Regions from separate parts of the Mus musculus genome. Here region 2 is linked to region 1. A link is a contact called in ENCODE POLR2A ChIA-PET data. All regions are on one chromosome and are shown on one strand. The core of a region is the stretch at or near the end of the contact, and the rest is flanking DNA. Distances in the headings are between cores, read along the strand shown.

Region 1 (3,710 bases), core at 894-3,393:
TGGTATATTTAAATACCATCCCACCTACATATAAGGGTGTCATAAATATAGCCAACAAGGGCTGAATATTTAACGCAAAATATTTGTCCAGTATCCATGAAGCCCCGGGCTGGTTTGATTCCCAGGACCATATAAACTGGGCAAAGTGGCACATATGCCTGTAATCCCAGAACATGGAACGTGGAGGCAGGGGGATCCTAAGCTCAATGCCATTCCCAGCTACACAGTGAGTTTGAGACCAGCCAAGACTTATTATTTTTTTTAAAGATGTATTTATATATTTTTTATGTGAGTACACTGTAGCTGTCTTCAGACACCCCAGAAGAAGGTATCTGATCTCATTACAGATGGCTGTGAGCCACCATGTGGTTGCTGGGAATTGAACTCAGGACTTCTGGAAGAGCAGTCAGTGCTCTTAACCACTGAACCATCTCTCCAGCCCCCACAGCCTAGACTTATTGAGAGACTTCTCTTTCTTCTTCCCTTTTTGTTCTTTTGAGAGGAAGAGTTCATGGGAAGGGAGCTGGAAGGTAGGCAGTAACTGTAGTATGGCTGGTGCCCCCAGTCAGGCAGATTGGCTATGCCTCTGCTCTTCTCTATTATAGGGAACACTACTCCATCCAAACAGTTGCAACTGTTTGCACAGGCATAGGATTCAGTGACAAAGCACTTGCCTAGCACGTGCAAGGCCTGACGTTCAATCCACAGAACTAGAAAAAGTAAGACTGACGCCAACCTTAACTACTCTTTTCCCTCAATCTCTCCATATAATCACTCTCCATATAACAACTCTACTTCCACACATACATTAAATCTCTTGCCTTTTCAGGTCTATCACCTCCTGAGTCCACGGCACCACTATCATTCATTTGGACTGATCAGCGTATTGTTTTCTCTGTTGCTGTTGTTTTATGAGGAAAAGGTCAGGTTATCATATAGCCCAGGCTGGTCTGGAAATCAGTCTTCTTGCCACTGCCTTCTAATGTGGAGCCTACCTAGGGGCATGCATCACCACACCCAATTGCACCGAATTCTTCAATGGTCTGATTCCACTACTGCACAACCACATCCTATTTGCCACAGACAGTGAAAAGACCATGACTTCTACACTGGTGAGGTGGCTTAATGAATAAACACTTGCCTCTGCTAGGCATGGTGGTACGGGCTCTGAATCCCAGCAAAGGAAGGTGAATCTCAGGATTTCAGGATTTACATAGAGTTGCAAGTCAATCAGGGCTGTAAAATGAGACCGTTTCAAAAAAACAAAATCAACCAACCAACCACACGAGTTGTTAAATGAACAGACCCTTTATTCCCATCACACCTCAGTTCCCTGCCTCCATACAGTCCTCCTTTAAAAAAAAAAAAAAAGCAAAGGTGGCACATGCCTTTAATCCCAGGAGGCAGAGGCAGGTGAATCTCTCTGAGTTAAAGGCTGGCCAGGACATCCAGGGTTACACAGAGAAACACCCAGGGTCTCATTTAGCTCAGGCTGACCTCTAAATAGCTATATAACTGAGGGTAATTTCTAGTCCTTCTACTCCCAAAACCTCGAGTGCTGTAATTTCTCGTGTTCTTCACAACACCTGATTTATGAGGTTGTAAGACTCGAACCCAGGACCCTGAGCTACATCTGCAGCCCTCTGCAGTTATTTCGTCTATCATTCCCAGCGAAATGTAAGTTTCAGAAATATCGGAACCGGGTTTTATTTCGGCACTGTATTCCCAACGACTAGTATGGTGCCTGATACAAAGCAGGTGGTCTTCACATTTTTCTGATGAATGAATGGTTGGATGAATGAATGAATGAATGAATGGATGGATGAATGAGACCATGAGATGAGGCTATTTCAGGGATGGATGAATGAGACCATGAGATGAGGCTATTTCAGTCTGGTCGTCCACCTACACCGAGTGCCTGCAGAACACGCGCTCCAACAGATGCTCTACCCAAGGCATGTGGATCCAGATGGACCCAACCCGCCCTAATGGGGAAAACGACGCGGCCTGGATTCGGTTTGAATGTGTGAGCAATGGAACCGCATCAGGAAGCGAACTCAGGGAAGGACGCGTAGGTTGTACTCACCTGAAGCCCGCCAGTTTGCGCCAGAGACCCACGAGTCCTTGGCGCGCGCTCGTTGTACGTCATCAGAGAGCGCCACCGCCGGAGAAGCGATTCGCGCGGGCCGGCTGTGGGCGGTGCCAAGGCTCCCCGCGGTGGGTTGGGGCTGTTTGAGTGACAAACCTGAATCTCTTTTAGAAGTCCAAGCCTGTAATCCCAGCACTGGGAGGCCAGAGCAGACAGGAGTATCTTTGAATTCTAGACTAGTCTGGTCCACATAGCAAGTTCGAGGCCAGCCAAGGATGTACAGAGAAACCCTCTGTCAAAAAGACAAAACAGGGGCTGGTGAGGGCTCAGCAGGTAAGAGCACTGACTGCTCTTCCAAAGGTCCTGAGTTCAAGCAACCACATGGTGGCTCACAACCATCCGCAATGAGATCTGATGCCCTCTTCTGGTGTGTCTGAAGACAGCTACAGTGTACTTACATATAACAATAAATAAATCTTAAAAAAAAAAAAAAGACAAAACAAAATTCAAAAAAGAGAAGACGCCTCGAATTTGAAATATCACTTGAGAAAATGTTATTTTATTGATCACTGAAAGTGCCTTACGGCTGGAGGTGACTCTTAACTTGTTGTCAAGTTGACACACAAAACCATCCAGTACACTAGCCTAAATTACATTTAAAAAGTTAACGTGTAAAACTGTTTTGGCTCTCTGTATTTTTCTCCCTTCTGCCTTCTTTGTTTATGCAAGATAAATTGGTTTTCCAAGGTCATTTAATTTAGAACTTCTGTTACTTTGACCTTAATAGAATGTAACAGTCTGAGATTCTCAGACTAATGTAAAATCTAGGCAAAGTACCCCAAAACCCTTTTTAAAACAAAACAAACAAAAGAAAGAAAATTCTTTGTGTAGCTTTGGCTGCCCCAGAACTAGCCCTGTAGACCAGGATGGCCTCCAACTCACCGAGACTCAAGACTGGGATTACAGGCCTGGGCAACCACTGCCCCCTTCACAAAACAGCCTTTTAAAAGACCCTATGCAATACAATACAGCCAGCCTAAGACCTGCAACAGCAAGAAACAAGAGACAATGTTTAAATAGATTTTGGAAATGAAATTTAGGTTCCTTTTATTTATTCAAGATTTATTTATTTTATGTGAGTACAGTGTTGTTCTCTTCAGACACACCAGAAGAGAGCATCAAATCTCATAACAGACGATTGTGAGCCACCATGTGAGTGCTGGGAATTGAACTCAGGACCTCTGGAAGAGCAGTCAGTGCTCTTAACAGCTGAGCCATCTCTCCAGCAGCTCCTTTCTTTATTAAGCTGGTAAATTTATTTATATTGCTCTGTCTTCTGAAAGTAAAGACTTCATCTCTATATACATAGAAAGGCTATGAGACTATATGTGGCATATATGGATATGAGAGTATGTGTGCATATACATATATGTATTTTAAAGATTTACTTATTTATTTATTATATGTTAGTACACTGTAGGTGTCTGCACACACTCCAGAAGAGGGTGTCAGATCTCATTACCCGTGGTTGTGAGCCACCTTGTACTTGCTGGGATTTGAACTCAGGACCTTCGGGATAGTAGTCAGTGCTCTGAATCACTGAGCCATCTCTCCAGCTCTA
Region 2 (3,936 bases), core at 776-3,275, 51 kb after region 1:
CCAAACTAAGACAGGTACTTAGACAGGGAAATAGAATATACTGTTATGGAGAGCCAAAGGGGAAACTAGGAGGATTAAATGGATCAAGGAAGGAAGGAAGGAAGGAAGGTAAAGGAGGAAATATGGGGAGGGACAGCTAACACTAAAGGACATTTAAAACCATATGGAAACCTACTATAGAGGCTCCCTAAGACATGTACATATACAAAAGGAATCTAAATGGAGTCACCAAATAGGGAAGACAATGTCCCAACTAAACCTTATGACACCAACTAAAATCTCCACTATCACACCAAATGTCATCTTATTTTGCACACCTTTGGCATGAAGAAGAGGAGGAGAAAGTAATTATAGTAGCAGTAGTAATAGTAGTAGAAAACAAAAGACTTGCAAAAGATGGCTTCTTTTGAAGGAAAAAGAGCTCAAGAAACGAGCAAGGAACACAAGAATAAAGACAGGGCTGGGCATGGTGCCGCACGCCTTTAATCCCAGCACTTGGGAGGCAGAGGCAGGCGAATTTCTGAGTTTGAAGCCAGCCTGGTCTACAAAGGCCCAGGGCTACACAGAGAAACCCTGTCTCGAAAAACAAACAAACAAACAAAACAAAACAAATTTAAAAAAGAATAAAGACAGGGTGAAGGGATGCAAAAAAAAAAAAAAAAAAACAGGAAGATTCTGCAATTACTAGCCACAGTGATTGTGCACACTTTCCACACAGGATTCAGTTTCAAAAACAGGAACAGGTGTCCTTCTGCCTTTAACCCCAGCCAGAACTTGGGAGGCAGAAGCAGAAAGATCTCTGTGATGTGAGTTTGAGGGCAGCCTGGTCTACAAAGCTACTTCCAGGACAGCCGGGGGTATACAAAGATTCTAAACCAAGGAAGAATATTAATTCATTGTTTTGCTAACTAGAAGGGTCCCAGAGCTTTGGCTGTGTTGCAGTTGACGACTTTTCTACCATTTGATTCCTGTCCCACGGCCCTTGGAAAGACTCTCCATCTGTTACAGAAACCACAGTGCCCTGGGAATGTGGCCCGGGGGTCCTGAATCTTCGATCTGGATGTTGTTAATCCTCTCCCTTCTCATTTATTTTAGCCCTGGTGTCTTCTCTCTGTCCTTCCCCCACACTCCGTACCCCAGCGTTTCTTGTTTATATCAAACCTCTTTGCCTCTGAGGTTTCCTCCCTCTGTCAGCAAGCTGAGTTGATGCCCTTGATAGTTCCCATCAGAGACCTTTCCCGACCGAGGCCTCATCTAACTAGTCCTTCTTACTCTCAATCACAGCCCTTTATTTTCCCGAGCGTGCTTATCAAAACGTCTGATTCTTTCACCTATGGAATATTTTCTCTTGTGACAACAAACAAACAAACAACCCTCAATATTATCCTCCAATGAGAGAAATGCTCTACGCAGAGGGGACAGGAGGCCGAAGAGTGACAAAAGCACAGGAAAGTCCACGACCTGCAATTCCCCTGCACAGTGAGTCACTCTGGGCGCTTCAACGATCAGTCTGTCAATGTTTCAAGGATGGAACCAATCAGCCCCGTTCCGCTGGGAATTCCGGCTTTCTCTCTCTTGGCGCTGCTGTTTTTCTTTCTCGGTTTTCTAGCTCGGTTCGGTCCAACCCTGAGCATCCAAGAACCCCTAGAGCTTCCAAAAACGATCCCCGGTGGAGTGCGACTGCTCGGCGGTAATTCCGGACGACACCACCGTGGACATAGAGCCTAAGCTCCGCCCCGGTGGGACTCCGGCGCTCCGGGGCTCGGGTCTTTTAAGACCCGCCCCCTCAACTTTCCGAAGGGGCGGGGCCCCGCGCACAGCTGTCACCCCGGAGCTGCCACCCGACTGGCTTTCACTTGTGTTCTGCAGTTCAATAACAGCCCTCCTCCCGGAACTTCCTGGGGTGGCGACCAATCACAGAGCTCTTCCTGTCCGGACCATTATCATCCGGCTGCCAATCGGCGCGCCTCCGCCAACGCCCCTTAAAGGCGCCGCCGCTGACCGGGGAGCCCGGCGGACGACTCGCGGTTCCGGCCCCCACCCTCAGTATGGAGGCCGCCCAGGGGCGGCTCGGGCCGGAGCCGGAGCTTTCGGTCGGAGCTGAGCACCAGGCCGCGACTTTCAGCGGCAGGCCGTCCCGAACGCCCTCGAAGCCGCCCTCAGTCCGGACGCTGTCCGGGGAGGAAGAGGCTGAGAGCGTTGGGGTCTCGAGCCGTCATCCCCGAGCGTCCCCAAAGACTTGGAGCGGCAGCATCGCCCATGGGCCGGAGCTGGACACTTGGGAGGACAAGCCGAGCTCCCGGGCGACGCCGTCAGGGGCCCGGGGACGCCGGGGGGTGCCAGGTTCCGAGCACGCCCCGCCCCCGTCCTCCTGGTACCCGGAGCCGGAGCCCAGCGAGGATCAGCCCTCCGCTCTGAGGGTCTGCCGTCGAGGGAGCCCCGGAGGCGTCGAGATGAATGTGGAGCTGCCGCAGCAAGAGGGTGACGACGACGACGACGAGGACGAAGAGGCGGCGGCGGGTAGGGCTGGCCGCTCCTTCCCCAGCCGCCTTCAGGACAGCCGCAGCCTGGACGGGCTGAGTGGGGCGTGCGGTGGAGGGGGGTCTTCATCCAGTGGCGAGACCGGCGCGGGCGGAGGACGTCGCGCCACTATCTCCAGCCCCCTAGAGCTGGAGGGCACGGTGAGCCGCCACGGCGACCTTACTCACTTTGTGGCCAACAACCTACAACTCAAGATCCGACTGAGTGGCGCCCCACCACCCGTTCCCCCTGCCTCTGTGCGGCCCTGCCTAACGCCCGCACCCACCCCCACCATCCCTCCCATCGACCCGGACGTGCTGAGGGATCTGGAGCGGCTGAGTCGCGAGCTGGGCGGCCGGGTAGACCGTCTGCTTCGCGGGCTGGGTGGTGCGGTGCAAGAGCTGACAGCGTTGAGTGTGGGCTGTATCCAGACCTACCGCGACGCGGTGGACTCCTTAGGTGAAGCCGTGGACATGAGCATTAAGGGCATGTACACCTTACTTGCGCGCTGCGAGGAGCTGGAACGGGCTTTGCAACCGGTTCAGGGGCTGGCACGCCAAGTCCGAGATATCCGACGCACGCTGGAGGTGTTGGAGGCCCTATGCAAGTGACCAGGAGCATAGAGGAGAGACCATGCGTAACCTGGCCAGACCAGGGTCCAGTAGGACCCTCAGGATTCTTCAAAGAGCCCTGGTGGAAACTGCTTGCTGAGGGGATGCCTGTACGTTAGAGGTTCTTCCACAAGCGTTTAGGAGGCCTGTGCCCATTCTAAGCCTATGGAGTGTGAATGGGGAAGTTGTGAGGATTCTCCTGGTGAAAAGGGATGTAGCTCTGCTTTTATTCAGTTGGCCATCTATAGCTACCCTGTTCTTCCTGACCCTTCTCCCTAAGCTAGAACACCGTCCATGGGAATACAGGCCCTTAGATCTCTGCTGGAGGGTGGGGCAGACACGAATGTGTGATCAGAGAGACCTCAGCCCCGCTGCGGCTATCCGGATCCCAATGGTCACACACCTCAAGTGCCAGGGGCTTTAGGAACTTGAGCGGTTCTTGCCCACACACCATGCGAGGGTGAGGGCGCAACATCTGCATAACCTCCCGCTTCTTTCCTCTGGTCCCCTAAAATGCCACGGGGTGGAGGAGCACATTTCATGATGGAGGGAGAGCGGTGGGGGGCACGGGGGAGTGTCTCACTGCTCTCAGGGTTCCGGTCGAATTGTTACTGGTTTTGAAGCCCACCTGTTGTGGAGTATTCTAATTAATTTTGGCTTTCTGAGTTTTTGTGGAATTAAAGTGCTGCTGCTGCTAAGGCTGAGCCTGTTTTTTTGTGTGGGGTCGAAGGGGTTGAAGAAGCCAAAGGAATGGGAATGAAGGCCCCTGTGGCTCCAGAGCTCCCGGGAGTGGGAACTGGGAGTG

Evidence for each region. ChIA-PET counts read pairs that join two places held with the same protein, here RNA polymerase II (POLR2A).
Region 2: POLR2A ChIA-PET joins it to region 1 with 28 read pairs in Patski. The contact joins the promoter of Borcs6 here to the promoter of Pfas in region 1. POLR2A ChIA-PET finds 5 or more read pairs at or near these places in 4 of 5 experiments (Patski and embryonic stem cell).

What each region holds. Positions count from the first base shown.
Region 1 is chr11:69,006,317-69,010,026 of GRCm38, forward strand. It overlaps Pfas (phosphoribosylformylglycinamidine synthase (FGAR amidotransferase)), which reads right to left and starts at 2,144. Exons shown (of 28, transcript NM_001159519.1): 1 at 2,087-2,144.
Region 2 is chr11:69,057,750-69,061,685 of GRCm38, forward strand. Borcs6 (BLOC-1 related complex subunit 6) reads left to right here and starts at 2,026. Exons shown (of 1, transcript NM_028005.3): 1 at 2,026-3,827. The coding sequence starts at 2,049. The coding sequence ends at 3,131.